Regions from separate parts of the Homo sapiens genome. Here region 2 is linked to region 1. Evidence: read pairs that join two places in POLR2A ChIA-PET (ENCODE). Cell type or tissue: MCF 10A. All regions are shown on one strand. Each heading gives the region's core, and the rest is flanking DNA. Links, peaks and the distances in the headings are about the cores only.

The links. Peaks named below come from ENCODE experiments on the same cell type or tissue, not always from the same donor. Only the 100,000 strongest peaks of a DNase experiment are listed, where the experiment ranks them.
Region 2: POLR2A ChIA-PET joins it to region 1 with 11 read pairs; 6 of 35 experiments call an interaction of 5 or more read pairs at or near these places.

The regions. Positions count from the first base shown.
Region 1 is chr12:92,837,285-92,854,237 of GRCh38, reverse strand. EEA1 (early endosome antigen 1) reads left to right here. Exons shown (of 29, transcript NM_003566.4): 6 at 284-323; 7 at 1,213-1,326; 8 at 1,942-2,063; 9 at 2,972-3,127; 10 at 11,657-11,773. Among named protein-coding and RNA genes, the nearest start is that of EEA1, 84 kb to the left of the region's middle. In MCF 10A, for the core only: no CTCF peak of the experiment used is centred there; no DNase peak of the experiment used is centred there.
Region 2 is chr12:92,890,749-92,907,701 of GRCh38, reverse strand. It overlaps EEA1 (early endosome antigen 1), which reads left to right. Exons shown (of 29, transcript NM_003566.4): 2 at 15,981-16,073. Among named protein-coding and RNA genes, the nearest start is that of EEA1, 30 kb to the left of the region's middle. In MCF 10A, for the core only: no CTCF peak of the experiment used is centred there; DNase peaks (open chromatin) are centred at 7,841 and 8,171.

The DNA.
Region 1 (16,953 bases), core at 2,871-10,870:
ACTGAATTCATGGAATTTAAGATGACCATAATAACTTCATATATATTAACATACAAAAAAATCTATGTTAGAACTAATAAACTGAAGTTAGATCATTAGGCTAGTCTGCCTGCTGGTCTCTTACAGATCTGGAAGAATGGAAACCACCAAATTTAAATTTTCACCAAAATCTTACTACTTACCTGAAAGAAAGTGACTTTCAGAGATTTTTTAACATTGACCATTTTAACAGTATTATCTTTTCCTTTTAATTCATTTGTTTATGTCTTTTGTTTTAATTGAGGAGGCCAAACCTGATGGGTTGGTGACTGATTCATCAGCAGGTAACTTTACTTAAAGCAGATATTTTGTCAGTTTTCTTTTTCTTCTTATTTGTTTTCCTTTCTTTTTCTTTGATGCCTGCCAAATGAATTTTGTTTCATGGTTATGCTTTATGACTCTAAAACAGTGAAGATAATGGTCATATTCTAGGTGTAGAGAGTTACATGTGAACTTCATAATTTAATCAGTTAACTAAAAGTTTAGTTTTTTTAGTTCATTATATTTTGAAGTAAGAAACTTCTGGAATATTACATTAATATGGTTGTTTAATGAAATTTTAAGTCTATATTAAGAGTAAGATAGTTTATTTTCTTTATGATGAAGTATTAGGAGTTGACTGCATACTTTAATGAATTAAAAGGCCTTGAGATCTTAACCATTTCCAACATCCCGCTTTATAACTAATTTTATCAGAGGAGCAGAATGTTTTCCTTTTTGAGCCAGGCTTGGTGGCTCATGCCTATAATCCCAACACTTTGGGATACTGATAGGGGAGGATGGCTTGAACCCAGGAATTTAAGATCAGCCTCCGTAACATAGCGAGACCCCATCTCTTAAAAAAAAGATAAGGGGTGTATTCCTTTTTGGTCATTTGATGGATATGGGAAAATAACTGTGAAATGTGAAATCAAAATAACTTGTAATAAAATATTTATAGATTATTTAGCAGTGATTCTAAATATTCATTTCATTTGTAGTGTATGTTTGTAAATTATGATTTGTACCTTAAGTGAAGCAGATATACTTAATTTCTTGAAGTGTCAAAATACTACTTGTAATTGGATAATAAACTTAAGTTGATCATCTTTACAACTGTAATAAATATAAGTAATAACAATTTAGCATATGTAATTAACATGGTATTTGAATAACTGCGACACTTTTTTGTAGAACTACAGTCTTTGGAACAGCAATTAGAAGAAGCCCAAACAGAAAATTTTAATATTAAGCAAATGAAAGACTTATTTGAACAGAAAGCAGCCCAACTTGCTACTGAAATTGCAGGTAAATTGAGTTAGAATTTTTTAGCCAATAAATCAATCTCATTACCTTTTTGCCATTATATACCCTAGCAATAAATATAGTATTTTAGTGTGTTAAAGCATTTGTGATAGACTTCCAATGGTGATTAATGGAATTTAATGATTTCAGAGTTGCTATGTAAATTATTTTGTTTGTCCTCTAGCTGCCTGCCTTCAAAGGACTGGTGTTTCTTTGTAGATTCTTCTTGAAATTTAGAGAAGATACATTTTCTTCTGTGGCATGCTTAAAGATTAAAAAGGAACATTTTAAAGAAGTGAAGTAAATAATGTAGTATAAATGTAACACTTGGTTATACTATTACATATATATGTTTTTAACATGTGCTTTTAGGTAAAATATGTGATTAAGTACATTAAAATGCTAATTATTAACTTAATGTTGAGTGGAATTTATGTAGACAGTTAATTTTAAGTTCATTTCATGTAATTAGAAGTATAAATTTACTGTATATATTTATGGTTATCTAAGGAATGTGAATTTGAATTAGAGTGATATACAGATATGCAGAGTAATATATGGAAACTTATAAAACTGTCCTCCCCTTAAACTAATATTTATATAACTATCTTTAATTAGATATAAAGTCAAAGTATGATGAAGAAAGGAGTCTTCGAGAAGCTGCTGAACAAAAAGTGACACGTCTGACAGAAGAATTAAACAAAGAGGCAACTGTAATTCAAGATCTGAAGACGGAACTGGTAATTTAGGAATTATTTATTGAGATGTACTCTTATACCTTTCTAAATTAAAAATAAAATACATACCCTGAAGGAAAATGTTTAAAAATATAATTTGAGTGAAATCAGGAAATAAGCAATTCCCTATATTCTACCACCTGCATATATATTCTGTATATGATTTTTAAAATAAAAATGGAATGTTATGATACGTAACTTACTACCTTAACATTTTTGTTGTTTCTATCTAAATATCATCTGTCATTTTAGTAGTTTTCATATCTGCATCTCTGATCCTGGTCTTCTCTTGCATGTTTGTTTTATAAATCCATCTGCTTTTAGGGTACTTTGTGTTGAATTTCTAGCTTTAATTTCAAATTCAACAAGTATAAAATCAAAGTAATCATGTTTCCTCATTACTGTATTTCTGTTATTGGAACCATACATCTCTAATACTCTCCCAAGACTTAATAATCTTGGATCTGTCCTTGACTTTCTTTCCTTTATTTAGCTCTCAATAAATATATAAATTAACTACATCCAACCTGGAGCAAACTCTATGCTTTCATTTGCTCCTTCATTTTTATTACCAGTTTTGTAGGATAGAAAAAGAAGGAATGTAGCATTTTCAAGTCACTGTTATGACCAATAGATGTAGTTTGTGAAGGGAAGGAAAACAAATAAAGTAGTAAAGATAATTGTGAATTTACTATACAGCACCTTGAGTATTAATACTATTAAATATGAGGTAGGATGGGAAGAGGAAGTGGCTTATTGTGGGAGAAGATATCAGTGTTCAATGTTTGAAGTCTAAAAATTGATATTGATGATTGTTTCCCTTTTGATTCCTTTGTAGTGAAATGATTCTAAAAATGTGTATTATTTTAGTTTTTCACTTTAATTTTTAATTAAAATGTGTTGTTTCACAGCTTCAGAGACCTGGTATAGAAGATGTTGCCGTGCTAAAGAAAGAACTGGTCCAAGTTCAAACACTAATGGATAACATGACCTTGGAACGTGAGCGAGAATCTGAAAAACTCAAAGATGAATGCAAAAAATTGCAGTCACAATATGCTAGCTCAGAGGTAATGAAGTTCATTGTACTTAAATGTGATTCATATTAGCTTGTGTAGTGTATACTATTGAGTGAAGCCAGGATTTGAGATTTTTCTGAGTGGCCTATCAAAATATTTGTCTTTCTTTCATTTTTGATCTGAATAATATTTGTTTATAGTCAATGTGGTCTCTCAGTATGTTTTGCTTTATAAAGCTAGACACTCAGGAATATTTGCATAAAGATTATTATTCTGTTTAATATATATATTGTTGACATGATATTTAAGGTTAAATTTACTCAAGGTTGGTTGATAAATGGTAATTGACTTTAAAGGAAGAATGATAGCATTTTCTACAATTATATTACCAATTTTGTTTAGAAAATATATTTAAGAAAGGCTTATTTTGTAATAAGCTTATTTCTTTTTTTTTTTTTTTTTTTTTTTTTTTGAGACAAAGTCTTGCTCTGTCACCCAGGCTGGAGTGCAGTGGCGTGATCTCAGCTCACTGCAACATCCACCTCCCGGGTTCAAGTGATTCTTCTGCCTCAGCCTCCCAAGTAGCTGGGATTACAGGTGCCTGCCACCACGCTTGGCTAATTTTTGTATTTTTAGTAGAGATGGGGCTTCACCATGTTGGCCAGGCTGGTCTCGAACTCCTGACCTCAGACGGTCTGCCTGTCTTGGCTTCCCAAAGTGTTGGGATTACAGGCGTGAGCCACTGCACCCGGCCATAAGCTTATTTCTAATTGATGGACTTTGAATTATGAATTTGAAAGAAGTCTTGAACTAGTCTAAATTCAGTCCAGAACTTCCCTTTATGCCAACCCTGCTAAGTGATCCACAATCCTTGCTAGGTGGTGTACGGTGTGCATATTTCTTCCTAAGTCTATTTTATTGAGCTGACATTTGTTTCCCTGTAATTTACATGCGCTGGTTCTGGTTCTGTCCTTAGGAATTACACAGAATAAATTGTTCCTCTTTCCACATGAGGTATTTGAAGACTGCTCATATTTATTCGGAGTATTTCTCTTCCAAGATAAACATTTTCAGTTCTTCTACTATTTCTTACATGACATGACTTTGGCCTGTAAATCCCTTGTATAATATGTCAGCATTTAATAAACTCTAAGATGTATAATACATAAATGTGCTTAAAAATCCTAGCCTTTGTCCTTTTTACTTTATTATAGGAGACATTTTGTTATGACTACTGTTATTTGTAGTCTTTAAGCTCCCTTATGTAAAGTAGACCTCTGATTTTCATATTTTCAGTTTAAAAAGTTGTTACCGTAACATTTTAATTTGAATCTCTTCCTTAGAGTTTTGTAACTGGTGATCTAAAAGCCACTCTATTCACAAATATAACATGTCATCAAGCTTTGGGGTATAAGTATTATAGATAACCCATGTCTAATTCATTTTTAAAAATCTTTCTTTATCTTATGGGAAGAGATGGTGAAAGTTTGTGGATATAACACACATAGGCATGTAAGGCCTTATGATGCCTAACACTACACTCTCTAACTTATGATATTTGGATGCAGTTTTTCCAAAATTGACACTTTGTAGCCCAATAACACTTAATTCCAAAAATTTTCAAACAATTTCAGGTGGTTCATGAACTTACTGAAGCCAGTTAAAAGCTCTTGTCCTACTGGTATTATTAATCAGCAGAAGACAATGATAAATCTATAAGTACAAATGTGAAATCAAGGAGAGGCTGAATCAAAGAAGTCTCATGAGGAAAAGTGCTATTCAGATGTTAATGTCAAAATACCTAAACCAGGGTGAACCCAGTCATTTATTTCTTTGTATCAGTAAGAACTATTTTTGTTTAGATATGTCTGCCTATTGGTATTTCTCAAATTAAAAAAAAATACACTCCCTTTTGATTAAAAAATATCTTAAATGCTATTTGAAATTTTAAAATAAATGTATTATGGTGACTAAAACAGAACCAAATTAATGTCAGTTTTAGGAATATGTATTTTAAAGTTGAGTCCTCTCTGACTTATTCCAGCTGCAAGTTTTGGAGTTATGCATATACTTTTTAAACAAATAGAACATTAACAAGGAAAATAAATTTACATGTTTACTTGCATTTAAAAAAAATACAGGCTGAGTATGGTGGCTCACCTCTATAATCCCAGGACTTTGGCAGCTGAGGCAGGCAGATTGCTTCAGTCCAGGAGTTTAACCAGCCTGGGCAACATGGTGAAATCCTGTCTCTATAGAAAGTTAGCCAGACGTGCTGGCACGTACCTGTACTCCCAGCTAGGTGGGAAGCTGAGGTGAGAGGATTGCTTGAGCCCAAAAGGTTGAGGCTGCAGTGAGCCATGATCACACCACTGCACTCTAGCCTGGGCGATAGAGGCAGACCCTGTTTCAAAAAAAAAAAAAAAAAAAAAAAAAAAAGGTGAGAATATAATATAACTTGCTAATGGGAAGACATTTCTAAGTAACATTTAGGAGTTACTCTAATTTAAGAATTACTCATTTCTAAGTAATATTTAAGAGTTACTCTAATAAATTCTTATTTAAGAATTTTTAGTGTTTTATGAATTTATATTTCTATTGTAGATTAAAATACCTTTATATCTAAGGAGAATAAGTCATTTAAGATGAAAAAGCTATGATTAGAGTTTTTTTGTTTTTCTTTATTTAACAAATTATTTTTGGTAGAGATGGGGTCTTGCTATGTTGCTTAGGCTGGTCTTGACCTCCTGGCCTCAAGCAGATCCTTCTGCCTTAGTTTCCCAAAGTGTTGGTATTAAAGATGTGAGTCACCACACCCATTCTATGACTAGAGTTATGAAAGATAGGGAGGTGAAAGAATTTAGTGTCTCCCTCCATCGTCTCCTCCTGCAAACAGGGCTTTGTAAGAAATGGTGATTTTTTTTTTTTTTCTAGAAAAGGTATTTCTAGGAAAGAAGGAAAATGGCTTAGAAATCAGTTCTTCGTGTTTTCATTTAAATTTTCATAAAAATTTATCTTTTCAAGTATTTGGAAATAAATTTAGAAAGGAACTTATTTGTGCTGAGTAACTGAATAGGTGATTTAATATTTCATTATATTTTTAATAAAATAATAATACTTATTACCTATTTAATTAATAGATATGTAGTGATGAATGAGACCTTGGCTATGTTAAAATATTTTGAATAACTTTAGGAAATGGTAACTTAAGAGTCAGAATAATATTATTATTAGAAACAAACTCTTACTCTTTTGAGCACCAGTAGGTTTTGGATACTATGTTAGGCACTTAAAACGTGGTCGCATTTGTTTCTTATAACCCTGTAAGTTAACTATTAAGTATGTTTTACATGTGAGGAATCTGAGAGGCAATGAGATTAAGTAAATTGTTCAAGGTCACACCTAATATAAAAGCTAGGGTTGGAACTCAGGTTTTGTCCAAAGCCTGTGTCATTCCCTTTTTATTATGTTGTCTCCTAATTTAGGTGGTCTGATGATTGCCTTTTAAGTAAATTTGTGCTATTAATCTTGTCCTAAAACTTATTGTTAATTACTTTTCTAATTTTGCCATATTGTGTGTTGTAATATTTGTATTGGGTAATAGCTTAAAATACTTTTGAGTTGTGTCATACCATTTCCATATGAAAAAAATTACTAATTACTTCATCTCATTTATTTGTTTATAACTGCATTTGTTTTTTAGCTTTTCCTTAATCTGAATATATGACGTTTTATTAATTTATTAAAATTCAATTCTAGTTATTTTCAATTAAGTATGTTAGTGAATTATAGGACTTAATACAACAATTTTTATTATGGATGTTGCTGTTTTTACCAAACCTAAATATTGGCATCAGAAACAAAACACATACAAAGGAATTAAAGAAGCTAAAAATTTATTTTTAAGGGCCAGGTGCAGTGGCTCACACCTGTAATCCCAGCACGTTGGGAGGCCCAGGCGGTGGATCACCTGAGGTCAGGAGTACAAGACTAGCATGACCAACACAGTGAAACCCTGTCTCTACTAAAAATACAAAAAATTAGCCGGGTGTGTGGTGGCGCATGCCTGTAATCCCAGCTACTTGGGAGGCTGAGGCAGGAGAATCCCTTGAACCCGGGAGGTGGAGGTTGCAGTGAGCCAAGATCATGTCACTGTACTTCGAACCTGGGCAGCAGAGTGAGACTCTGTCTCAAAAAAAGAAAAAAAATTAAAATCTCAAGTAAACATTTATTTCAAACAAAATTAATGGCAATTTTAGGAATATGTGTTTTAACATTTAGCTCAAATAAATGTTTATTTGACTAGTATACCTAGTTGGGGCTGAAGATACATAATCTGGTGTACATTATTAACTATGTATGTCCTTGTGTTTATTATTTTCATTGAATGCATACCTTATGAATTCATTGACTTCTTTTTGCCTGGGTATTTTTGAAGGCATATAGAAAATATCTCATTCTAAAGCATTTGAAAATTCTTTATAGATAATTGGCTGTTTTATGGATTGGAAATTGAGGATTTAAAGGTTAAAAAGTATATTTATACAAATCTACATTATTGAAAATATCTAAGCTGTAATCAACTTATATTTGGTGTAGTATTTAATGGAAATGATTTTTAAAGAATTTTACTTTTTTCCAAATAAACTCATTGAATCCCAGTTTTAAGTGCTAAAATGTTCATGTAGATATGGAATAAGTATGATTATACCCATGCATAGCTATGAAAGTATTTAAATATCTTTTAAAGTATGCTTCTTTAAGAGACTAGATGTGTAGGCATGTTTGGTCATTTTAATTATGTGCTCAGTGTGTACTTTTGTCAGTCTTGTCTGCCACCTTTCATCCACCATTTTGTTATTACTTTTTCTGCTTTCTAATGGAGATGCTTAAACTTGAGGTAATGTGATTTTGGGAGGCTTTTTAATATTAATAATACCCTTAATGTGTCACCTTCAATTGTTATATGGCAATTTTATGTTTTAAGGCAATCTTAGAGCTTTGAAGACATGCTCATTTTTGTTTTGCTAATCATGCATAGCTTCAACCATTTTAAAATGATTATTTACTTATAGTTGTAGCATATTAAAACAATAATTTTAATTCTAATGCACCAGCAGGATGTTTGCTTGAAATATCTTTCCTTATTTTGTAAAGTTTTTTAGTAAAAATTCAGTATTGAATTCAATAACATTTCAGAAAACCAAGGAAGTGCAAACTTTTTATAGGATCTAATATATTGTTTCCTTGGAAATAAATATCTATTATCTCTTTGGAGGTATAATTACTCATTCCTTTAGTGAGTCTTTTTGGGTCTTCCAAGTGTCAGGGACTACTTTAGGTGTGGGGATTAAAATACTGAATAAGACAGAATGCTTGCTCCCATAAGGCTTAATCCTTTGTGGAAATCAAACAACAGACTGTACAAGTACACTGAATCATGATAGAAAGCTAGGTAATAATAAGGGCTGCGAGGAAGAAAAATAAAGTGCATATGGGCGGTAGTGGAAGTGGGAATACTTTAGAACAGTTTTAGAGTTGTCGGGGAAGATCTCATGGAGGATATGTGTGAGAAGAATGAAATAAGCAAGAGTCAGAGTTAAGCAGTGGGAGCTAGGATTCCCAGGAGAAGGTTAAAGTCCAAGGCACATACAATCTTGGCCTATTAGAGAAGAAGGTCAGTATGAATAGAGATCTTTGAACTTCACCCATAGTGATATCTGAAGAGGGATTGTATTTACTTTTTGTCTTTTGTAATTATTGTCTGTCTTTAATCTTTATTTTTTCCCCAAATATAAACATAATATGTGATTATTGTAAAAGATTAATGATTCATAATGTGCAATAGAAAAGGGGAAGCCTTTCCAGAATTCACTCTCCTCACTCCTCTTCTTCATAACTAAAGTTGGCCTCTGGATGTATAAGTCTTCCCAAATCTTTCCTTATTGTCCCCTTGAGTAAATTTTAAAGTTTCAAGTGCTGGAATTTATCTATATAAAAATTTTAGTTTTCACAATATCCAAATTTGTTGTACAAAGTGTAAATGATACACTTAATGTCCAGTTTTTTAGTTGTTAACCTTATACAGTAAGAGCATATCTAAAAGCTATAAAATAGGATACAAAAAAGCTCTAAAATAGGATATTTTGGAGTGTGTTTGCTTTACATTTTCCTTATTTAATAAGGAAAATTCTATTCTTATTCTTACTAGAAATTCTTATTTCTACATGTTGGAATTTATCAGCAAGATAGACCTTACACTTGGCTTAATAAATTTTATGAACTTCAATATGAAATCATGATATTTAATGAGATATACACATAATTTGCATTTTAATATATACTGTTATTATTTCTGTGCGTTATGTGCCAGGAACCTGTGCAAATTTTTTTGATAAGATATTTACAAGTAGGGATTTAAATGTGATATTTTATTTTGTAATAAATTGGCATTTTTGCTATATGATTAAAACATAGTGAGTTAAAATAGTCAAATTGTTACCCTACTAACAAAATAATTTTGGGATTCAAAATTATTAGAAATAGTAATTTGAAATAAACTCACAGTAGCTAAATCCATTTCAAGGTTACATGTTCAGTTTAAGACAGATGGTTTTAGGGTAGGCCTTTAACTTGAGTGTAGTTGAAAATACATGAATATTTCAACATTTTCTTCTTTGAATTGTATAAGATTATGTATATATTAACATATCAGCTGTTACATATGATACTGAAGCACTGTGTATAAGGTGTAACAATATGGTAATGTTACAGATTGCCTTTCATTGCATCAGAATTTGTACTTTTAAGTGAATGTTTTCCCAAAAAGGTCAGGCCATGCACATATCTCAGACATATTCCATTCCTAAAAGCATTTTTGAAACTTATTTTCATTGACTTTTAGCCCATCTGGAACACACTAAAAAAACTAATTTTGTTAATTTATGGTTATTAAAATAAGCCCAAGAATTTGATCATTCAGTCCAATCGCTTACCTTCTGATTTTTAAAATAAGCCCAAGTTATTAAAATAAAATGGTTATTAAATAAAATAATTATTAAAATAAAATAAGCCCAAGTGTTTGATCTTTCAGTTCAGTCACTTACCTTGCCTATAAACTTGTTGGTTTCCAAAACTTAGAATCAAAGCCACCATAAAATGGATGAGGATACACCACCACTGAGAATCCCTTAAAAAAATAAGTTCCACACACTCTGGAAGGGTTTCCAAAAGAAGATCAGCCAATGATCTCTTAAATAATAGCATTGTTGCCGTGATAAGTTAGTAGCCTTCTGAGATTTCTCCCTTGAAGATGAAAGCACTCATTTGTAATATATGATATGAATAAGTATAAGTATTAAGAAAAAATTTAAAACTTGTATCTTATTCATATTATAAAGTTTATTCAGTAATAAAGAAATAGACACTGGAAATGATTGTAACTTTATAAATAAAGTGGAAAGTAAAGCCGATAAGCAATATTAGAAATATTAATATAATAGAAAGTTATTTTGTCAATGTCATTTGCAGCAGACCATACTTAAAAAAAAATACTTCGTCTTTCTCTGTAATGGTTCAGCTTTTATGTATTCGAAATTTATTATTTCCAAGATCTTTGCTTACCTGTCTTTGTCTTATATTATTTTTAAATGATCAAACTGTTGCTTTAGTAATAAAAAGTGATTTTCACATTTTTTAAAATATTAAAATGGGCTGGGCTCAGTGGCTCATGGCTGTAATCCCAGGAGGCCGTAGTGGGAGAGTCGCTTGAGCCCAGGAGTTGGGGACCAGCCTAGGCAACATAGTAAGACCCTGTCTCAACAGAAAATAAAAAAATTAGCTGGGCGTGATGGCACACACCTGTAGCCCTAGCTACTTGAGAGGCTGATGTGGGAGGATTGCTTGAAGCGGGGAGGCTCAGAGCTACAGTGAGCTGTGATCGTACCACTTCACTCAAGCCTGGGTGACAGAGCAAGACCCTGTATAAAAAAAAATAATAATAATTAAAATGCACTAAAGCAAGTTCATGCCTGACGGTTATACCTGACCATATAGTGATCTAGCTTAAGGAAGCTGTGTATAACTTCAGCTTGGTAACTTCTTTGGACAAAGATATTTTCTTTACAATTTAGAAAGATGATTCACTAATATCAAGCTCTGTGTTGCATGTTTGTATATACATGTCTTAAAGTAAAAGGATAATTTTATGCTATAGAAGTTGGGAGGAAATGTAGATATAACTGGCATATTATCTTTAAATTCTGGAAGATTGAAGTATAGAGTTTAAGAACCAGTAAATTTAGGTTTGCAATTTGATACTTCAGAAACTTAAAGTAGGATGCCAGATTTTCATTTTATGTATTACTAAATAAATGAAGTTATGCATCTTAGTTAAATTGTAAAAATTTGTCGTAAGCCGAAAAAAGCATAATGTGGCAGTATAGGTGGTAGGATAAAGAACAAAATTGAAAATTCCAACAACAAAAAATTTGTTTTCTTAAAACCTTTATATACTTTCATTTTTTTTATCTTTTAGACAATTTAGTTTGCTTTAATTTTTGTTTTGTTTTGTTTTGTTAGGCCACAATAAGCCAGCTAAGGAGTGAACTTGCCAAAGGCCCCCAGGAAGTTGCTGTATATGTACAGGAACTACAAAAACTGAAAAGTTCAGTTAATGAATTAACACAAAAAAATCAGGTGAGAATTTTAAAGCTATATATAATAGCAAATTGATTTTATGTATTTTAAATATTAATCTTACATACTTTAAAAAATATATTGGCATAGTACAATGTGACTTATTTTTTTTTTTTAGTGTTTAATATGTTCACATTATTGTGCAAACCAATCTCTAGAACTTTTTTCATTGTGCAAAGTTGAAATTCTATAACTGTTAACTCTGCATTACTCCTTCTCTCTAGCTCCTGGAAGCTTCCATTCTACTTTCTGTCTCTAAAATTTGACTACCCTAGGTGCCTCATATAAATAGAACCATACAGTATTTGTCTTTTAAAAATGTTGTTTTTTAAATTTTTTCAACTTTGGGTTACTACATCCAACAGTATTTGTCTTTTTGTGACTGACTTATAGTGTCCTCAAGGTTCGTTTGTGTTATAGCTTCTGTCAGAATTTGTTTTTAAGGCTGAATAACATTTTGTTGTATGTATATATGTTATTCATTCATCTGCTGATAGACACTTGGATTGCTTCAATCTTTTGGCTGTAATGCCACTTTCAACATGGCTGTACAAATATCTCTTTGTCACGTTGCTTTCAATTCTTTACCTGTAAGTGGAATTGGTAGATCATATGATAATTCTATTTTTAATTATTTGAGGAACTGCCATACTAATTTCCATAGTGGCTGTAACCCTTTTATATTCCCACCAACTGTACCAGGGTTCCAGTTTCTCTACATCCTCACCAACACTTACTTTCTTTTTCTTTTTTGAGAGTAGCCATCTTAATGGGTATAGGGTGGTGGTATCTCATTGTGGCTTTGATTTGCATGCCCCTAATGACTACGTTGTTGAACATTTTTTAATGTGCTTGCTGGCCATATGCAACAAAACTGGGTTTCATTGTTGTTATTGAGTTGTAGGAGTTCTTTATATATTCTGGATATTAACCCCTTATCAGATATGTGATTTGCAAATATTTTATCCCATTCTGTAGGAATGTTAAATTTTGATGTAGTCTAATTTATCTACTTTCATTTTTGTTAAGGTCTATTTGGTGTCATATCCAAAAAATCATTGCTAAACCTAGTGTCATGAAGCTTTTCTTTTGTTTTCTTATAAGAGTTTTCTAATTTTTAGGTCTTATGTTTAGGTTTTTGATCCATTTTGATTTAATTTTGTATATAGTATAAGGTAAGGGTCTAATTTTATTCTTTTATACATGGATATCCATTTTTCCCAGCAACATTTGTAGAAAAGACTGTCCTTTCCCCGTTGAATAATCTTGGCACCCTTGTCAGAAATTATTTGACCATTGTCTTAGTCTGTTTGGGCTCCTATAATAAGATACTATAAACTGGGTAGCTTATAAACAATAGAAATTTATTTTTTACTATTTTGGAGGCTGAGAAGTTCAAAATCAAGGCACTAGCAGATTTGGTGTCTGGTGAAACATTGCTTTCTGGTTCATAGATGGTGCCTTCTCACTGTGTCCCACATGGTGAAAAGAACAAGAGACCTCACTGGGGCCTCTTTTGTAATTCCATTCATGAGAACTCAACCCTGAGGACCTAATTACCTCTGAAATGCCCCATCTCCTAATACCATCTCCTTGAGGGTTAGAGTTTCAGTATATGAATTTTGGGGGGACACAGACATTCAGACCATAGCAACAATATATGCAAAGGTTTATTTCTGGCTCTCTATTCTATTCCATTGGACTCTATGTCCATCTTTATGCTAGTACCACACTGTTTTGATTACTGTAGCTTTGTAATAAGTTTTAAAATCAGGAAGATAAGCCTTCAACTTTGTTTTGTATTTTTAAATGTTAGTATTTTCTGTATTGTTTCTTTATAAATGAGCAACATTGGCCAGGTGCGGTGGCTCACGCCTGTAATCCCAGCACTTTGGGAGGCCAAGGCGGGCAAATCACCTGAGGTCAGGAGTTTGAGACCAGCCTGGCCAACATGGTGAAATCCCATTCTATTAAAAATACAAAAATTAGCTGGGTGTGGTGGCACATGCCTGTAATCCCAGCTACTTAGGAGGCTGAGGCAGGAGAATCACTTGAACATGGGAGGCAGAAATTGCAGTGAGCCGAGATCATGCCACTGCACTCCAGCCTGGGCCACAGAGTGAGATTCCATCTCAAAAAATAAAGAGCAACATATAGTATTTTGTTTGGGGTTAGGGGAGGTACTAATATTAATACTTTTTCCCTTTGTCTTTACTTTTTTGGTGGTGGGGCAGTAGAGAGTTATGAAACCCTTTTATTCAGAGATGTGAATGTGTTGGTTAAGTTGTAATAACTTAACATTTTCGTGAAATATAATAAGGAAAAAGTCAAGAAAGAAAAAAATAGGGCATAAGGGAATAAAGAGAAATATAATTAGCTATAAATATTAAACCTCCTGCCAACAGCCATGTGTATGAGCTTGAAAGTAGATGCTCCAATCCTAGTCAAGTTTTCAGAAACTGTAGCTCTGGCCAGCAGCTTACTATAACCTCATGAGAGACCCTGAGGTGAAATCACCCAGTTAAGCCACTTCTAGATTCCTGACCCTCAAAAACTATATGATATAATAGATATTGTTTTAGGCTGCTGCCATGAAGTTTCAGGGTAATTTGCTGCCATGAAGTTTCAGGGTAATTTGCTGCCCTTGGCAAGCACTTCTTTTTACATTCTCAAAATGATTAAGGACTCCAAAGAGCCATTTTTGGGTGAGGTTATATCTATGGACACTTGTCATATCGAAATTTAAAAGTAATTTAAAAATATTAATTTATTTAAAAAACATTAACTCATTAAATATTAACATAAATAGCATTTCTTATGAAAAATGACCATTTTCTAAAACAAAAGAATTCAGCAAGAATAGTTGTGATGTTTCACATTTTTGGAAACCTCTTTAATGTCTAGCTTAATATAGGACAGGTAGATTCTCATATCTGCCTTTACATTAAATCTATTGTAGTATATGGTTGAAGTATATGAAGAAAATTTAGTCTCATACAGATATGTAGTTGGAAAAGGAAGGAATATTTTAATACTTTTTCAGATAATTGTGGCTTTCTTTATTTGATACTGTGCTCAAATTTGATAATAGTGTCTTAAAAGTTAGTGACAATGTGGAATCTGAAACCGAGTCAGTGGACTTTTTGTACACTGTAACATTAAAATTTGATCTATCTTGCCTTTTGAGTGGATCTTTTCCTGTGCGTGATTTTATAAGATCATGCATTAGTCATGTGGAAAATATTGGTTCACTGAGTTACTCAGATCTTCCAAATTTTGATACATTTTATTGTACAATATAAAAACAGTCACATTTGTCAATATCACCATCAATCTCAGATTAGGCTTTAAATATGAGGAAGCTGTCAAGCTCATGGTGGTGGATACATGTTTTCCAAAATTCTAAGCTGTATTTGAAAGCTTGAGTTTTATCACTGGCAACAAATACTATCAATTCTATTCTTTAAAGTGACAGATTCCCTTCCTACTCAAGTCCGAATATTAATAGTCTGTCGGTCTTTCTAGTAAAAGTGGTGTTTCATAAAAAAAAAAGTGTGGCTAGTTCAGTATAACTCAATCACATGAGTACTTTTCTTCATGACAACTGTATTATACTTTGGTGTGGAGGAGAAATGGTCCATGTATACTTTCTATTTTTTATTTTTCTTGCTACTACAAATATTCAAATATTATAGCTATGAACATTCATATATAAATCTTATGCATTAGTACAAGAATTTCTCTATGTTAGATACTCGAAGTGAAATTCCTGTCCTGTAGGGCAGACACGTGCTCAGATTTACTAGATGACCTCCAGCTATTTTCCAAAGTAATTATACCAGTTTACCATTGCCCCTTTCCCCATCAACTCTTGGTGTTGATTGATGTTTAAAATATAATCTTTCATAGCTGTGCTTTTCCCTAGTAAACCTCTAGATCCTTGCGCCCCTTTTATATCCTGTCAAACTACACGTAGAAAACTTCTACATAATTTAGTTTTGCCTTTGTCCCTCTGTTTGATTTTTAATTTCTTTGAACCCAGAGCTTACCTTCTATCTCTTGGAAGCTGACCAGGATATGTAGAGTAGCAGTTTGCAAGCAGTGAGTGTTGATGATCAGTGTTATTATGTGTTTCTCAAACATTAAGCTATTAATAAAGGACATGATTTGATATTGATAGCTGAAATGTACAGTCAAATACTCTAGCACACATTTTGTGTGTGTTGTGTGTATGTATATTCACACGTGCACATTATTGAAAGAAGTCCTGTGGCTATTTTATGATTAATACATAGAATCAAGATTATTTTATTGTGTTAGAATTGGAACATTTCTTATTAGGGAATAATAAGACCTTCTACTAATCTTAATAATGCCTTACATAAATTTAACACTTTGCAGTTTTGTTTTGTTTTTCCCAAAGGGTTTCTCTGTTTGGGATTTGGTCACCAGTCAGTGCAAGCCCACAGTTGCATCTGCCTTTTCTTATTATCCTCACTATCTACTTCTCTCACCCCTCCTTACCCCATGTCTTTGGTAAACCATAATTATTGACAGTGGTGATTTTCAAGTGCTTTGAATTTGGAATCTCTTTACTTGGTCATTTGAAGGCTATTACATGAAATGTCCTGGGCAGCTTTTGTGGGTCACAGGTAGTATCAACGTGGATAGGTAACATTGTAATATATAATGGATGGAAAAGATAATTGCTTTTGTGTTAATGTCAAGGTTTTCAGGTTTAAACCAGTGTTTTATAATTACTAGCCTTGAAAACTTAAAAACATAATGGAAAAATTGAAGAAACTTTCTTCCTAGTTTTTAACAAAAATAACTTCTGACATTTAAACAGCTCAATTAACTGTTTCCTTATAAATTCTAAACAAAATTATATTGCTTATCTACAGTCACTACAATATAATATAGGTCATTGGAAGAGACAGAGATTTTTTTGGGTCTCATCCTTCATCGCTTTTCTCCATTGCTCTCCTTTTTCACCAGTCCCAGTTCTAAGACGCTCACATGCCAAAGTGGGAGCCACATTTGGCCAGTAGTTATTATATCGCTTGTATTACCACTGCATTGCAAAGTGGTATATTGATAAGAACAGTATAGTGCAGTAGTCACAGGCATTCTTAAATCTCAGCTTTGCCACTTACTGGCTGTGACACTAAGCCTCTGAG
Region 2 (16,953 bases), core at 4,234-12,233, 52 kb before region 1:
AGAGTTTGGTTTGGTTACAATGCTTTGAGAAATCCATTGCTTGATTTCTTAGTAAACAACTACAAATGTGGATGTAGAGGTATAGAGTGCTATATTAGGTCTCTTTTATCGTCCAGGTGAGAGATGATTGCAACATGAATTAAGGTAGTGGCCAAGGAGATGGAGAAAGGGGGATAGATTCAAAATTTAAGTGGGCAGTTGAATTAACTTGGTGATTGGATGTGAAGGTTAAGGAATAGAGACAAGTAAGAGTGATGCCTTGGATTTAGGCAAAATGAGTGTGTGATGGTTCTATAATCTGAGATGGAGAATGTAGATGGGTGAAAGCTTTGAGCAAAGATAAATGAATTTGGTTTTGAATAAGCTGACTTTGTGGTGCTCTCAAGGCATTCAATTAGATATATTTGGCAGGACAGGAAAATATGAATTGGAAACTCAGCAAAGGTCTGGATTAAAGTTAGTGTTTTATTATTTTCAGCAATGGTGTTAATGAAAATTAAGGGAGTAAATGAATTTACCTAAAGAGTATGTGATAAGCTAAGAGGTCAAGTATGAAAACTCCCTGGGAACCCCTCAATTACTTTACATGAATTTTTTTTCATGAAATAGTATTTGTTATTTGCAAAGATAACTTCTCGCTTTATCTATATGTTACGTTTTTAGCTCTTAATAGTAGAAAAGGGTTAGTGAGAGCCCTTTGTCTATCCATTTAGTATAAGGCTTGCATAATGTATTTAAAGCATTGTTCTTAAGGTCTGCATATAGTAAATGGCTTTTCAAACTTTTTGTGAAAATCTTTCTAATTTGTTTTTATGGTGGGATGCAGATGAAATAGAGTAACAAAATCAGTGTTGAAAGTTACATTTTATTTAATTTTTTTTTTATTTTGAGACAGAGTCTAGCTCTGTCACCCAGGCTGGAGTGCAGTGGCGCAATCTTGGCTCACTGCAAGCTCCACCTCCTGGGTTCATGCCATTCTCCTGCCTCAGCCTCCCCAGTAGCTGGGACTACAGGCGCCCGCCACTATGCCCGGCTAACCTTTTTTGTGTTTTTAGTAGAGACGGGGTTTCACCGTGTTAGCCAGGATGGTCTCGATCTCCTGACCTCGTGATCCGCCCGCCTCGGCCTCCCAGAGTGCTGGAATTACAGGCGTGAGCCACTGCACCCGGCCCCTAAAGTTACATTTTATAAGAAATCCTTATAGATAGCTTATAAATCCCCAAGGTTTTGAGTTGTATATTATTTAATTTCTAATACTTGTATCCTTTCCAGTTTTAGAAAGAATTTTGCTTAAAGAAAATTAGCCAGGGCCAGGCATGATGACTCATGCCTGTAATCTCAGCCCTTTGAGAGGCTGAGGCAGGTGGATTGCTTGCGCCTAAGAATTTGAGACCAGCCTGGGCAACATGGCAAAACCCCGTCTCTATAAAAAAAATACAAAAATTAGTCAGGTGTGGTGGCATGTGCCTATAGTCCCAGCTACTCAGGATGCTGAGGTGGGAGGATATCTTGAACCCAGGAGGCAGAGGTTGCAATGAGCCGAGATTACACCACTGCACTCCAGCCTAGGTGACAGAGTAAGACCCTGTCTCAGAAAAAAAAAAAAAAGAAAAGAAAAGAAAAGAAAATTAGCCAGGTGTGGTGGCACTCATCTGTAGTCCTAGCTACTCAGTAGGCTGAGGCGGGAGGATGGCTTGAGCCCAGGAAATTTGAGGCTACGATGAGCCATGATTGTGCCACTGCACTTCAGCCTGGGTCACAGAGTGAGATTTTGCCTATTAAAAATATATATATATATATGTCTAAATTATACTCAGTAAACAACTAGTCTGCAATAGATAAATCATTTATTTCAAAAAAGTTTTAGGTTGTTAAAACTTCTGTGACAGTGATATTTCTTTTTAAGATATTGCATAAGTAAACAATAACATTTTTTCTCCCAGTAAAGTGCTGTTCTTTCTCAAATTTGTGTTTGCTTCTTTGATAGTTTTTTGCAGAGATTAATGCGGTTTTATACTGATCTTGTAGTATGAATTTGTTTTTATTACCAGCAGTCTAGGATATCCTGTTTATTGCAGACATCTGTTCTTTTTTTTTTGAGACAGAGTCTCTCTGTCACCTAAGCTGGAGTGCAGTGGCGTGATGTCGGCTCACTGCAACCTCGGTCTCCCGGGTTCAAGCGATTCTCCTGCCCTGGGCTCCCCAGGGGATTACAGGTGTGTGCCACCACGCTCAGCTTTGTGTGTGTGTGTGTGTGTGTATTTTTAGTAGAGATGGGGTTTCACCATGTTGGCCAGGCTGGTCTTTAACTCCTGACCTCAAATGATCCGCACGCCTTGGCCTCCCATTGTTGGGATTACAGGTGTGAGCTACCACACCCAGCCAACATCTGTTCTTATTTGAAGTAAATACTTGGAATACTATGTATTTTTTTCATAATTTCAAATATTGATGTAATATTGTTATAATAAGAAATATATATTTGGTCTTTTTTCTTGTTTCTGGCATGGAGCTCCTAAAACTTGGAATTCCTTGAGTGATGGAGGTGAAAGGAATGTCATTTGTCATTCATAATAAGTACCTTTTGGCAATACCTGAGTTTATGCTAATAAGGTGATATTGATGGGCCCCTAGATAGCTTCAGGTTGGGGACTTGTTGCCATAGACACTAGCCACAAGATTAAGGCTATGGAACTTTCGACCCTACCCTCTGACCTTCAGGCATAGAGAGGGGCTAGAGATTGAGTTAATCACCAATGGCCAATGACTTAGTCAATCATGCTTACATAATGGAACCTCTGTAAAAACTTTAAACAGTGATTTTGGAGATCTTCCTGGTTGTCGAATGCATTCATGTGCTGGGAGGGTGATGTATCTCTAAATTCATGGGGACAGAAGCTCCTGTGCTTGGGAGCCCTGCAGACCTTCCCTTACATACTGTTTCATCTGGCTGTTTATTTGTATCCTTTAAGATATCTTTTAGAGTAAACATAAGTAAAATGTTTCCCTGAGTTCTTTGAGCTGCTATAGCAAATTATCAAACCTGAGGAGGGGAGTTGTGAGGGTTCCCGACATGTAGCCAAAGTAGACAAAAGTGTGGGTAACCTGGGGACCTTTTATTTGCTATTGGTGTTAGAAGGGGAGGGCAGTCTTAAGGGACTGATCCCTTAGTCTGTGAGGTCTGTGCTAATTCCAGATAGTGTCAGAATTCAATTAAATTGTGGGACATACAGTTGGTGGCTGCAGAGAATTGGTGTGGAAAACTCAAACATTTGTTCAGAAGTATAGTGAATAGAGAAATAGTTTTGTTGTAGCTGGTTTTCCTTTAGTTGGTCTGTTTGGTTGTAGCTACTTAAACATTAATGGTGAGTGTTTGATAATTAGAATTCTCTGGATCTTTTTGTCAAGGCCAAATGGTTTTTTAAAAATCGGAAAACTTTTGGCCAGGCATGGTGGCTCACGCCTGTAATCCCAGCACTTTGGGAGGCTGAGGCTGGCAGATCACCTGAGGTCAGGAGTTCAAGACCAGCCTGACCAACATGGAGAAACCCCGTCTCTACTAAAAATACAAAATTAGCCGGGGTGGTGGTGCATGCCTGTAATCCCAGCTACTCAGGAGGCTGAGGCAGGAGAATCGCTTGAACCCGGGAGGCGGGGGTTGTGGTGAGCTGAGATTGCACCATTGCACTCCAGTCTGGGCAGCAAGAGAGAAACTCCGTCTCAAAAAAAAAAAAATCAGAAAACTTTAAAAAGTAATATGACAACACTAACAAAAAATTATGGGTGGAAGTAGGTGGGTGGTTAATAAAATCATCTTAACACAAATCTCATCTATTCAGTAATATGAGGGGGAAAAGTAGCAACAAAAAAATCATCCTAACATAAAACTCATTGGTCTTATATGATTACCTTTTAATCTCTTTATGTGTATGTATTTTTATGTAATTGAAGTCATAATATATACAAATGTTGTATTTACCTCTTTGACAAATTCAGGATTTATATCATATACATTCTTTTCTTTCTTTTTGTTTTTTCTTTTTTTAATTTCTCACAATAGATGTATCATATATCATATGCATTCTCATTTTTCTTTTTTTTTTGAGATGGAGTTTTGCTTTTGTTGCCCAGGCTGGAGTGTAATGGTGCTATCTCAGCTCACCACAACCTTCGCCTCCTGGGTTCAAGTGATTCTCCTGCCTCAGCCTCTCGAGTAGCTGGGACTACAGGCACGTGCCACCACGCCTGGCTAATTTTTATATTTTTAGTGGAGATGGGGTTTCTCCTTGTTGGTCAGGCTGGTCTCAAACTCCCGACCTCAGGTGATCTGCCTGCCTCAGCCTCCCAAAGTGCTGGGATTACAGGCGTGAGCTACCGCTTCCGACTGCATTCTCATTTTTCTACATAACCTTCATGCTTTTATAACCTACACACTTATCCCATTAATTGTCAAGACTGTTGAACAGGCCGGGCGCGGTGGCTCATGCCTGTAATCCCAGCACTTTGGGAGGCCGAGGTGGGCGGATCACGAGGTCAGGAGATTGAGACCATCCTGGCTAACACGGTGAAACCCTGTCTCTACTAAAAAATACAAAAAAAATTAGCCGGGTGTGGTGGCGGGTGCCTGTAACCCCAGCTACTTGGGAGGCTGAGGCAGGAGAATGGTGTGAACCCGGGAGGCGGAGCTTGCAGTAAGTCAAGATCGCGCCGCTGCACTCCAGCCTGGGTGACAGAGCGAGACTCCGTCTCAAAAAAAAAAAAAAAAGACTGTTGAACAGTTACGTCGTAGTTTAGTTAACAGTTTCTTCATTTTGAACATATAGGTTGCTTATGATTTATAAGCTGTTACAAATAATGCTTTGGTTGGAATGCCCTCTCATCTCTACCTGGAAAAGCTCTGCTCAAACTTTGGGCCTAAACAGTGTGTGGCAGGATTTACAGCCTTTTTTTTTTTTTTTTTTAAGACAGAATTTCGCCCTGTTGCCCAGGCTGGAGTGCAGTGGCACAATCTTGACTCACTACAACCTCTGCCTCCCAGGTTCAAATGATTCTACTGCCTCAGCGTCCTGAGTAGCTTGGATTACAAGCGCCCGCCACCACACCCAGCTAATTTTTGTGTTTTTAGTAGAGACGGGGTTTCACCCTGTTGGCCAGGCTGGTCTCGAACTCCTGACCTCGTGTTATGCCCACTTTGGCCTCCCAAACTTCTGGGATTACAGGCGTGAGCCATCGCACCCGGCCGGATTTACAGCTTTTTAAAGAGTTTCTATTCATTGCAAGGGATAGTTGCCTTGCCCCGCTTACTAAGTTCTCACAGTGGGCCTGGCTTCTTGTTACCTTGCGCATCCAGGGCGTTTTTGGTTCTTATTACTGAACTTAGCTGCCTCTACCTGTTTTAGGTTCCAGAATCCTGGATACTCTATGTTTCCATTTTATTTTTGGTCCATTGTGTACCTTGTTTTTAAGATTGGTTCCATCTTAATAATATTTGAAATTCTTTTTTTTGTGGAGACAAGGTCTTACTCTGTTGCCCAGGGTGGAGTAAAGTGGCATAATCACAGTTCACTGCAGCGTTGACTTCCTGGGCTCAAGTGATCCTCCCACCTGGACCTCCCAAAGTGGTGGGATTACAGATGTGAACCATTGTGCCCAGCCTATCACTTTAAATTTTTAGCATAAATCATTCCAATCCCATTCTTTTTGCAAAATAAAACTTTTATAAGTGAAAAAGTTAGAATGCTTTATATGCTTTATTTAGGGTTAGTGTTATTGTTTTTGGGCTTCTCCTTGAAATAAAGGAATTTTAGTGGCTTAAAAATAGAATAAGAATGAAGGCTGGGTGCGGTGGCTCATGCCTGTAATCCCAGCACCTTAGGAGGCTGAGGTGGGCGGATCATCTGATGTCAGGAGTTTGTGACCAGATTGACCAACATGGAAAAACCCCGTTTCTACTAAAAATACAAAAAATTAGCTGGGCATGGTGGCGTGCACCTGTAGTCCCAGCTACTTGGGAGGCTGAGGCAGGAGAATCGCCTGAACCTGGGAGGCAGAGGTTGCAGTGAGCCAAGATAATGCCATTGCACTCCCGCTTGGGCAACAAGAGTGAAACTCCGTCTCAAAAAAAAAAAAACAAGAAGTTCTTAGATAATTTAACAGCAATCATGAGGAGTATATTTAAAATATGGACATCAAAAACCCCTGACTTGTGAGGGTTTCCTTGTTTTTTTCTCTGTTTACTCCCCATGCCTCTTGGGCTTTACTTAGGTATATTTACTAGGATTATTGTAGGCAAATTTGAGAAAGGGTATTTTTGGTGATGATAATAGGTTTATGTAGAAGTACCTTATTTCAGGTGGCCATGGTGGCTCACACCTGTAATCCCAGCACTTTGGGAGGGTGAGGCAGGAGAATCACTGGAGCCCATAGGTTTGAGATGAGCCTAGGCAACATACAGAGACCTCATCTTTACAAAAATAAAAAAAAGTACAATATTTCTTTGAATTGCTTACTTCGGCTCAGTCAAGGAAAACCTTGGTGAAAAGCCATCTGGCATCTGGAAAAATAAAGGAAACAGAAATGAGGAAAATACAGTTCTTTGGAAGTATAACTTCCTGTTTCCAGTGTCTTTCATTGTTCTTAATACCATCGTAGTGTGAAGTTATTGAAATGTTAATGAATCAAAAATGAATTTCTAGTTTTATAGAACGGTTCTTTATATTAAATATCCAGTTTAGGCTGGACGTGTTGGCTCGCGCCTGTAATCCCAGCACTTTGGGAGGCTGAGGTGGGCGGATCAGTTGAGGTCAGGATTTAGAGACCAGCCTGGCCAACATGGTGAAACCCTGTCTCTACTAAAAATACAAAAATTAGCTGGACGTGGTGGCGGGCACCTGTAATTCCAGCTACTGGGGAGGCTGAGGCAGGATAATCACTTGAACCTGGGAGGCAGAGGTTGCAGTGAGCCAAGATCACACCATTGTACCCCAGCCTGGGTGACAGAGTGAGACTGTGCCTCAAAAAAATAAAACAAGACAAAAAAAAAAAACAACTACAAAAAAAAATTTAAATGCTCTTTTAAAACATTTTCGCCATTTACTTTTTGCCACATCCATGAGTGTATCATTAAATCCAGAGCTGGCTTTTATTTATTTATAAATTCATGTCTCAATTATATTATTTTGGGAAAGAATTTTGCTTTGGTGTTTGCAGAACTGTAGCTGATATTAAAACAAGAAAATTTTGTGGGCATTAAATGTAAAAAAAAAAACACACAGTAAAGACATACTCTGGATAAATTTAGACAGTTTTAGAATGTTAGATTTTGGGAAAGTTTAAAGGGACTGTAGAGACTGAGGCCTGCTCTTCCATACTATACTAGGAAATCTGAGATTCCCTAGGCTAAGAACAACTTGAGGACTTTATTTCTGAAGGCCATTGAATGCCTTTAGATAAGTCGAGGGGAGAAATCTGAAATGAGTATATCTCCTGTATCAGTGATAGCTAAGGATACGTCATTGGAAACAGTCAGGGTGCTAACTACCATTTTAAAAATATCATTTGACTTTTGGTCCCTTTTGTTGTGATTCCTTGTTTCTGCAAAGCTGGCTAGGATCAGCATAGTAGGTTTTAAAAAAAAAGTCCTCAGTGACAGACTTTAGGAATCTCCAGTCTCCCAAACATGTCACTAAAGACTTGAACGTTCATCACCAAATACTCAAGATGTGGAAGATAAATTCCACCCAAGGGAGAATGGAAGTTCACCCTCTGAAGAGAAGTTTGGAATCATTATCAGAGCCATTGGAGGAGACACCCAAGAGTCATGTGGCTGAGGTTTCACAATATCCTGCTGTGCCTCCAGTCCAGAAAAGAAAGCTAGATCAACTTCCAAAAAAGCATAGGCATTTTAGGAAGATTGTAAGGACAAAGAAAATGAGAACGAGCAAGAGGAAGGAGAAAGTAGAGGCCCACTGCACCCTCTCCCCTAATTCTTCCAACACCTTTTGTCCCACTACAAAGTGAAGAGACCAGATTAAAAGCTGACCCTATTCAGTGCCCAGGAAGATGATCCTAACTTTCCCAATGAGGACAGATTACAGTGTCAGCAGGATGAATGTGCCTGTGTAATGCATCAGGAATGTCAAATCCAGCCCTCTGAGCTCTCAGTGACTCAGGAACCCAGGCCTTCTGCCATGACATCCTTGGCATCACTGCTTTGATTATTTCACAAGCTTTGTCTGCTTGTCTAGAAAGTGGAAACCTCCCAGAAGAAGGGTCAGCGACCACGCTGAGGCAGGAGGTAGTGCTCAGGCTCCAAGACCTGGCAATAAAGTGCAGCCTCTCTAAAGCCTGTAGCAAATTGAAGTTAGGCTGAAGTGAGATTTGATCTAGATTGGTGGTATCTAAAATTCATGTTTATTTCACTCATGTATTCAGTTGGCTTAACCTTCTCTGACTTCTCTGAGGATGAAAGCCTTACAATTTCATCATTTCGGGTAGTGGGTACTGTCTCCTGGTATCGACAACCAAATGGAGACCCCTCATATCCAGCTCCTCTCATTTTTTTTTTTTTTTTGCCTTTGGCCAGAGATTCATTTTGCATTCTTCATCTTTAGTACTTTATTGAAATTCTGCCACTTTCTACCTGTTTTGGATAAGCCTTGGTGTGGTGGTTGCTACTATTCTTGGACAGGATACAGTTATTGCCTCCTCCATCTCTAAACAATGTTTGTGGTTTTTTTTTTTTTTTTCACTCATGAGTAAGATACCTGTCTCTTTCTGAAGTGTGCCTCTGATGTTCTCTAGCCATCTTTATTGAAACATAGGCTGGATGCAGTGGCTCATGCCTGTAATCTCAGCACTTTGGGAGGATGAAGTGGGAGAAGGATCACTTGAGCCTAGGAGTTCAAGACCAGCCTGGGCAACATTCTGAGACCCCTGTCTCTAAAAAAAAAAAAAAAAAAAAAAAAAAAAGGGAAAAAAAGGAAAAAAAAAAGAAGACATAGTTACACAAGTAATGTTCCTTCTTCTTTTTTTTTTTTGAGATGGAGTCTCGCTCTGTCACCCAGGCTGGAGTGCGGTGGCACGATCTCGGCTCACTGCAACTTCTGTCTCCCAGGTCCAAGCAATTCTCCTGCCTCAGCCTCCCGAATAGCTGGGATTACAGGTGTGCACCACCATGCCCAGCTAATTTTTGTATTTTTAGTAGAGATGAGGTTTCACCATATTGGCCAGGCTGGTCTCAAACTCCTAACCTGAAGTGATCCACCCACCTCAGCCTCCCAAAGTGCTGAGATTACAGGCGTGAGCCATTTCACCCAGCCATAATGTTCCTTCTTTGTCATTCTTTAGTTGACAGAACCTCACAGAACCCTGAGTTCTTCTGAGAATCCTAAAGAACATAAGTACTTTAAAAAAGGTTCAAGATCATTTTATTTCCCCTTTGTCATGGCATGCTAGGTTAATACTCTATCCAGAATATAAAATAAAAGTTTAATCTTATACCCTTCTTTGAGGAAGTATGTTTGAGAAGAGTTTGGGAATTTCTCTGTAGCTTTAATTACTGGTTGTTATTTTGTACTTGTTCTAGTTTCCTGATTTATATAAAAATTATACAAGTATATAGGCATACTTGTATATAGGCATATCTTGGAGATATTGCGGGCTTGGTTCTAGATCACTGCAATAAAACAAGTATCGCAATAAAACGAGTCACATAAATTCTTTGGTTTCACAGTGCATATAAAAATTATATTCACGGCATACTGTAGTCTATTAAGTGTGCAATAGCATTATGTCTAATAGATACTTTAATTAAAAAATATTTTATTGCTGTAAAATGCCAACAATCGTTTGAGCCTTCAGTGATTTGTAATCTTTTTTCTTTGATGAGACAGAGTCTCGCTCTGTCATCCGGTCTATAATGCAATGGTGTGATCATAGCTCGCTGCATTTTTGAATTCCTGGGCTTAAGTGATCCTCCTGCCTCAGCCTTCCTATTGTCACTGGTAGAGGGTCGTGACTGCAAGTTGTCCAGATTCTTGGCGTTTTGAATAAAGAATTGGACAAAACGCCCAGCAAAGCAAAGAAAGAATGAAGCAACAAAAGAACGAAAGCAGAGATTTATTGGAAACGAAAGTACACTCCACAGTGTGGGAGTGGGCCTGAGCAGCAGCTCAAGGGCCTGGATACAGCATCTTCTTGGGTCCAAATACCCCCTAGACGTTTCTGATTAGCCACTTCACGCTCACCTCATGTAAATGAAGTGGTAACCCACATTCAGTCTGATTGGTTGCAGAAAACAGCCAACCAGAGGCTGAAGTAAAGTTACAAAGGTCACACTCCTGTGCAAACATCTGATTGGTTGCAAAAGGCAACCAATCAGAGCCTAGGGTAAAGCTACACAGTTATACTTCTATGCAAATGAAGACTTGCCCACAATCAGTCTGATTTGTTGTGGATAGCCAATTTCCCATCTGTGCAGAAAAGGTCAAAGGAAAGGTCAAAGGGAGTAGCCTGTGGTCCTTTTGTTACTTAGGTGTGGAAAGTTAGGGTTTTCCTTTCAATTTAGTTCTAGGAAGTTGCCATGAAACAGCCTTAGTTTCCTTGCCTCCAGACCCTATTCTCCTGCCTCACTGGTAGCTGGGACTACAGGTGAACGCCACCACGCCTTGCTGATTTTTGTATTTTTTTGGTAGAGATGGGGTCTCATTATGTTGCCCAGAGTGGTCTCAAATGCCTAGCCTCAAGCGATCCTCCTTCTTTGGCCTCCCAAAGCACTAGGATTACAAATGTGGGCCATCTTGCCCAGCTAGTCATAATCTTTTTGCTTGTGGAAGGTTTTGCCTCTATACTGATAGCTGCTGACTGACCAGGGTGGAGGTTTCTGAAGGTTGGGATAGCTGTGTCAATTTCTTTTTTTTTCTTTTTTTCTTTTCTTTCAGTGGTGCGATCTTGGCTCACTGCAACCTCCACCTCCCGGATTCAAGCGATTCTCCTGCCTCCCTCCTGAGTAGCTGGGATTACAGGCACGCACCACCACGCCTGGCTAATTTTTGTATTTTTAGTAGTGACGGAGTTTCACCATGTTGGTCAGGCTGGAGTTGTGGCATTTCTTAAAATAAAACAACAATGAAGTTTGCTGTTTTGCTTTGATTAACTCTTCTTTTCATGAAAGATTTCCCTGTAGCATGCTGTTTGATAGCATCTTACCCACAGTAGAACTTCCTTCAAAACTTGAGTCAATCCTCCGAAAAGCTGCTGATGCTTTATCAACTAAATTTATGGAATATTCTAAATTCTTTGTTGTCATTTCAACAGTGTTCACAGCATCTTCTCCAGTAGCAGATTTCATCTCAAGGAACCACCTTCTTTGCTCATCCCTAAGAAGCCATTCCTCCTCCATTAAAGTTTTATTGTGAAAATTATCAGTCATGCCAGGCGCGATGGCTCACACCTGTAATCCCGGCACTTTGGGAGGCCGAAGTGGGTGGATCACGAGGTGAAGAGATCGAGACCATCCTGGCCAACATGGTGAAACCCTGTCTCTACTAAAAATACAAAAATTAGCTGGGCGTGGTGGCACGTACCTGTAGTCCCAGCTACTCGGGAGGCTGAGGCAGGAGAATCGCTTGAACCTGGGAGGTGGAGGTTGCAGTGAGCTGAGATCACACCACTGCACTCCAGCCTGGTGACAGAGCAAAAGTCCGTCTCAAGAAAAAAAAAAAAAAGAAAATTATCAGTCGCATCTTCAGGCTCCACTTTTAATTCTAGTTGTCTTGCTGATTCCACCGTATCTGTTCTACTGGAGTCTTGAACCCCTCACAGTCATTATGAAGGTTGGAATCAACTTCTAAACTCTTGTTAGTGTTGATATTTTGACTTCCTCCCATGAATCACAAATGTTCTTAATCACATCTAGAATGGTGACCTTTTTAGAAGGTTTTCCACACACTCTGCCCAGATCTGTCAGAGGAGTCACTATCTATGGTAGTTATAGCCTTACAAAATATATTTCTTAAATAATAAGACTTGAAAGTCAAAATTACTCCTTGATCCATAGGCTGCGGAATGGATGTTATATTAATAGGCATGAAAACAACATTAAACTCCTTGTATGCCTCCAGGAGAGCTCTTGGGTGACCAGGTGAATTGTCAATGAACAGTGATATTTTTGAAAGGATTTTTTTTTTTTTTTCCAGTGGCAGCTCTTAATAGTGGGCTTAAAATATTCAGTCATCCAGCCAGGCACAGTGGCTCACACCTGTAATCCCTGCACTTTGGGAGGCTGAGGCGGGTGGATCATGAGGTCAGGAGATCGAGACCATCCTGGCTAACACGGTGAAACCCTGTCTCTACTAAAAATACAAAAAAACAATTAGGCGGCCTTGGTGGCAGGCACCTGTAGTCCCAGCTACTCTGAGGCAGGAGACTGAGGCGGGAGAATGGCATGTACTTGGGAGGCGGAGCTTGCAGTGAGCTGAGATCGGGCCACTGCACTCCAGCCTGGGCGACAGAGTGAGACTCCGTCTCAAAAAAAAAAAAAAAAAAAAAAAAAAAAAAAAAAAAAAAATTCAGTGATCCATGTGGTAAACAGATGTGCTATTAATTAGGCTTTCTTGTTCTATGTATAGAGCGCAGAGTAGCATTAGCGTAATTCTTAAGGGTCCTAGGAATTTCAGAACGGTATAAATGATCATTGGCTTGAACTTAAAAGTCATCAGCTGCATTAACCCCTAACAAGAATTACCCTGTTCTTTGAAGCTTGGAATTCGAAGCTTGGAAGCCCAGTATTGATTTCTCTTCTCTAGCTATAGTAGTTACAGATGACATCTTCCAATAGAAGGCTGTTTTTTTCTGAATTGAAAATCTGTTACTTAATATAGATATCTTCATCAATTATCTTAGCTAGATCTTCTGGATAACTTGCTGCAGCTTCTCCATGATCACTTGCTGCTTCACTTTGCATTATTATGTTATGGAGACAGCTTCTTTCCTTAAATCCCATGAACCAACCTCTGCTACCTTCAAACATTTCTTCTGCAGCTTCCTCATCTCTGTCAGCCTTCGTACAATTGAAGGGCCTTTCTCTGAATTAGGCTTTGGTTTAAGGGAACGTTAATGGCTGGTTTGAACTTATATCCATGTCACTAAAACATTCTCAGCAATTTGTGCTCTTATCATTTGTGTGTTCACTGGAGTAGCACTTTTAATTTCCCCAGGAACTTTTTCTTTGCATTCACATTTGGCTGTTTGGCACAAAGGCCTAGCTTTTAGTCTGTTTCAGCTTTCCACATGCCTTCCTCATTAAGCTTAATCATTTCTAGCTTTTGATTTAAAGTGAGAAATGAGCAGCTCTTCTTTTCACTTGAACACTTAGAGGCCATTATAGGGTTATTAATTGGCCTAATTTTAATATGGTTGTGTCTCAAGGAATAGGGAGGCTCAAGGAGAAGGGAGAGAGACTGGGAAATGGCCAGTGAGTGGAGCAGTCAGAACACACACAACATTTATCAATTAAGTTGGCCATCTTATATGGGTATGGGTTGTAGTGCCTCAAAACAATTGCAGTAGTAACTTCAAAGATCATTGATCACAGGTCACCATAACAGATATGATAATAATAAAAAAGCTTGAAATATTATGATAATTACCAAAATGTGACACAGAGATACAAAGTGAGCACATGCTTTTGAAGAAATGGCAGGAATAGACTTGCTTGATGGCAGAGTTGACACAAACTTTCAATATCTAAAAAGCGCCACATCTGCAAAGTGCAATAAAGAGACACACAATAAAATGAGATATGCCTGTAAATAAATGTGCAAAGTATCTGCATGAGGAAAAAAAAAGGAATGCTGGCTATTAAACTGGAGGTTTGCTTATCTTTAACATAAAACATTTTTTTCAAGATAAAAGCAATTCAAGTATGGATCTAAAATTCTGAAAAAAAAAGTAGCAAAATGAAAACTGAAAAAAATAAAAATGAAGATTCCTGTCTTGCTACAGAAATCATTATTTGAATTTTGGAATATTTCTTTTTAATCTTTTTTCTTATATCAGTAGTTTTTATATATAATTTAAATCATACTGTGTATATTTTTCCATTGTATATAGTTTTTATAATCATTTTGATGAATATAGCATTATGAATTCATCCTTATTTGGATTTAGGTTGAACATTTAGTAGTGATGTACAGGATGTTCACATGTTGAGGCAAATATGTAGTGAGGTGTTTTGAATCTTGGGTGATTGAGGGGCATTTCAGTGGAGATGTCTAACAGAGAAGCAGTATTGGTTAGTGATTAAGAGCCACACTGCTCTAATTAAAATCCCTTCTTTCATTTATTACCCATCTGACCTTGGGCAATTTACTTAGTCTCTATGCCTTGGTTCCCTCATTTGTAAAGTGTGGATAATGCTAGCATATACCATATATATTTTTGATGAGTATTATTGAGTCAGTTTTTGTGCTCTAAATCTCTTTTTACCCAGTGTTTTACTAGGTTTCAGATTCATCCAAAAAGCAATTTGATATAAAAGTAACACCTAGATTTTAATGAATGATAATGCTAAGTGATAAATGGTACAGGGGGAAAAGACCTTTAACCCTCCAAAATGTGTCTCTGATGGTGTCATATCAAGTATTGGAGCTGGATGGTAATGATTGGTTTGAGTGGTAGGTGATGGGGACTTGATAACTTGGGCTGCATTGGTCTTTTTTGCACCACTTGAATCACTGTAGTTTTAGTTTGTGTAGAAAAGAGACTATTGCCGGCTGGGCGCTGTGGCTCATGCCTGTAATCACAGCACTTTGGGAGGCCAAGGTGGGGGGATCACTTGAGGTCAGGAGTTCGAGAACAGCCTGGCCAACATGGTGAAACCCCGTTTCCACTAAAAATACAAAAAAAATTTAGCTGCACATGGTGGCATGTGCCTGTAGTCCCAGCTACTCAAAAAAAAATTAGCTGGACATGGTGGCATGTGCCTGTAGTCCCAGCTACTCAGGAGTCTGAGGCAGGAGAATTGCTTGAACCCAGGAGGTGGAGATTGCAATGAGCCAAGATCGTGCCACTATGCTCCAGCCTGGATGACAGAGTGAGACCAGCCTGGATGACAGAGCAAGACTCTTGTTTCAAAAAAAAAAAGAAAAGAGAAAGCATTGTCAAAGGAATCAGAAGATCTGCATTTTAGTTCTGCATCTTCTGATTTTTTTTGCTTTAACTTGGATCTTGAGAACTTTCTGATTTTTTTTCTTCTTCCTTGAACTTGCATCTTGAGGACTTTCTGATTTTTGCTGACAGTACAATGGTGGACTGAGCGTTATGGCTCACACCTGTAACCCCAGCACTTTGGGAGGCGGAGGTGGGCAGATCGTTTGAGCTCAGGAGTTTGAGACCATCTTGGGCAACATGGTGAAACTTCGTCTCTACCAAAAATACAACAAATTAGCTGGGTGTGGTGGTGTGCACCTGTGGTCCCAGCTACTTGGGTAGCTGAGATAGGAGGATCGCTTGAGCCTGGGAGGTGGAGGTTGCAGTGAGCCAAGATTGTACCACTGCACTCCAGCCTGGGTGACAGAGCAAGACCCCAACTCAAAAAACAACCAAAACAAAAGAGTACAATGGTGAACAAGTCACTTCCTGCTTTAAATCTGTTTTCTTCTCTACAGAGATAACATCCATCTTACCTGTCTTAAGAGATGTCATTTTGATTAAATATGATGTTTTGTGAAGGTGACTTGAAGACTTTGTAAAGTGTTGTATACATTTTGTTTAAAGTGACTTAAAATGAGAGAAATGCATATATAGAGATTTTGATACAGCATTAGGTACACTCTTCCATAAATGATACTGTTAGTACTGTTATTATTGTAAAGACATCTACTTTTCTTATGTGAAAAGGTTTAGATTATTAAATGGCCGATGAATATATTGTTAATGTCTGCTTTGTTTTTTTTTCCTCCCTACTGTTTGTGTTCCAGACTCCTGGGAGAGTTGGCTCTCAAGGTTCTGATTTAGATTCATCAGCAACTCCTATAAACACAGTGGACGTCAATAATGAAAGCTCTTCAGAGGTATGAAAATAATAACTTGGCAATAAAATTCAATATTAAGGGAAAATGAGCAAATATTTGGTGTAACGATTGGTGATTTGTATAGGAAAAGTTCTCACAAGTTTTTCTTGTAAAAGTTGGAATGTGACTTTTGAAACATACTTGTAGCTATATGCCTGTGCCTAGTTGTGAGACTGAGAAAGTGTACATTAAGACTCTGAAAAATAATATTGCCAATTTGTCTTTAATGCTAATGTCATCTCACTGAAGATTTTAAAACGTCTGTTTATAAAGAATTACAGGTTAATTAGTATCTATTTATGTGTGTGTACTGTCATGAACTGTTATTGGACTAAGGAAAAATTGGGTTATCTATAAAATTTACATATTATTTACTGTCTTCATGTATGACTTTGTAAGGACTTTTGTCTTTGATATTAAAGACATTATATTAAATATAAATACATTATATTAAAAATGAAGAAATTATTGTAAATAAGTAAAAAAATTCCAAAAATTTGAAAAGTCAGCTTTAGTTGCATTAATATTATTTTTAATAAATAAGTAATATTGGATGATTATAGAAAAAGGAGATAAGGAATGTGAAGAACATAACACTCACCCATAATACTGCCACGAAGAGATGAAGATGCTCAAATTTTGCTCTGATAGTTTTTGTCAGTTGCCCCTTTGAAGGCCTAGCTGTAGTCCTTACCCAGTCTTTTTTTCTCTGCTATCCTCTTCTCCACCTCTTGGTTGATGAGTCTGTGTATTGTGCATACGTTTCTGGATATGTCCTCTTTCTGTCCATTCATCATTCTGTTTTGTCTCTCTCTGACCATGTGTTTATTTTTTGTCTCCATGTGTATGTATTTTAACCATAGTAAGATTTTACAGATTT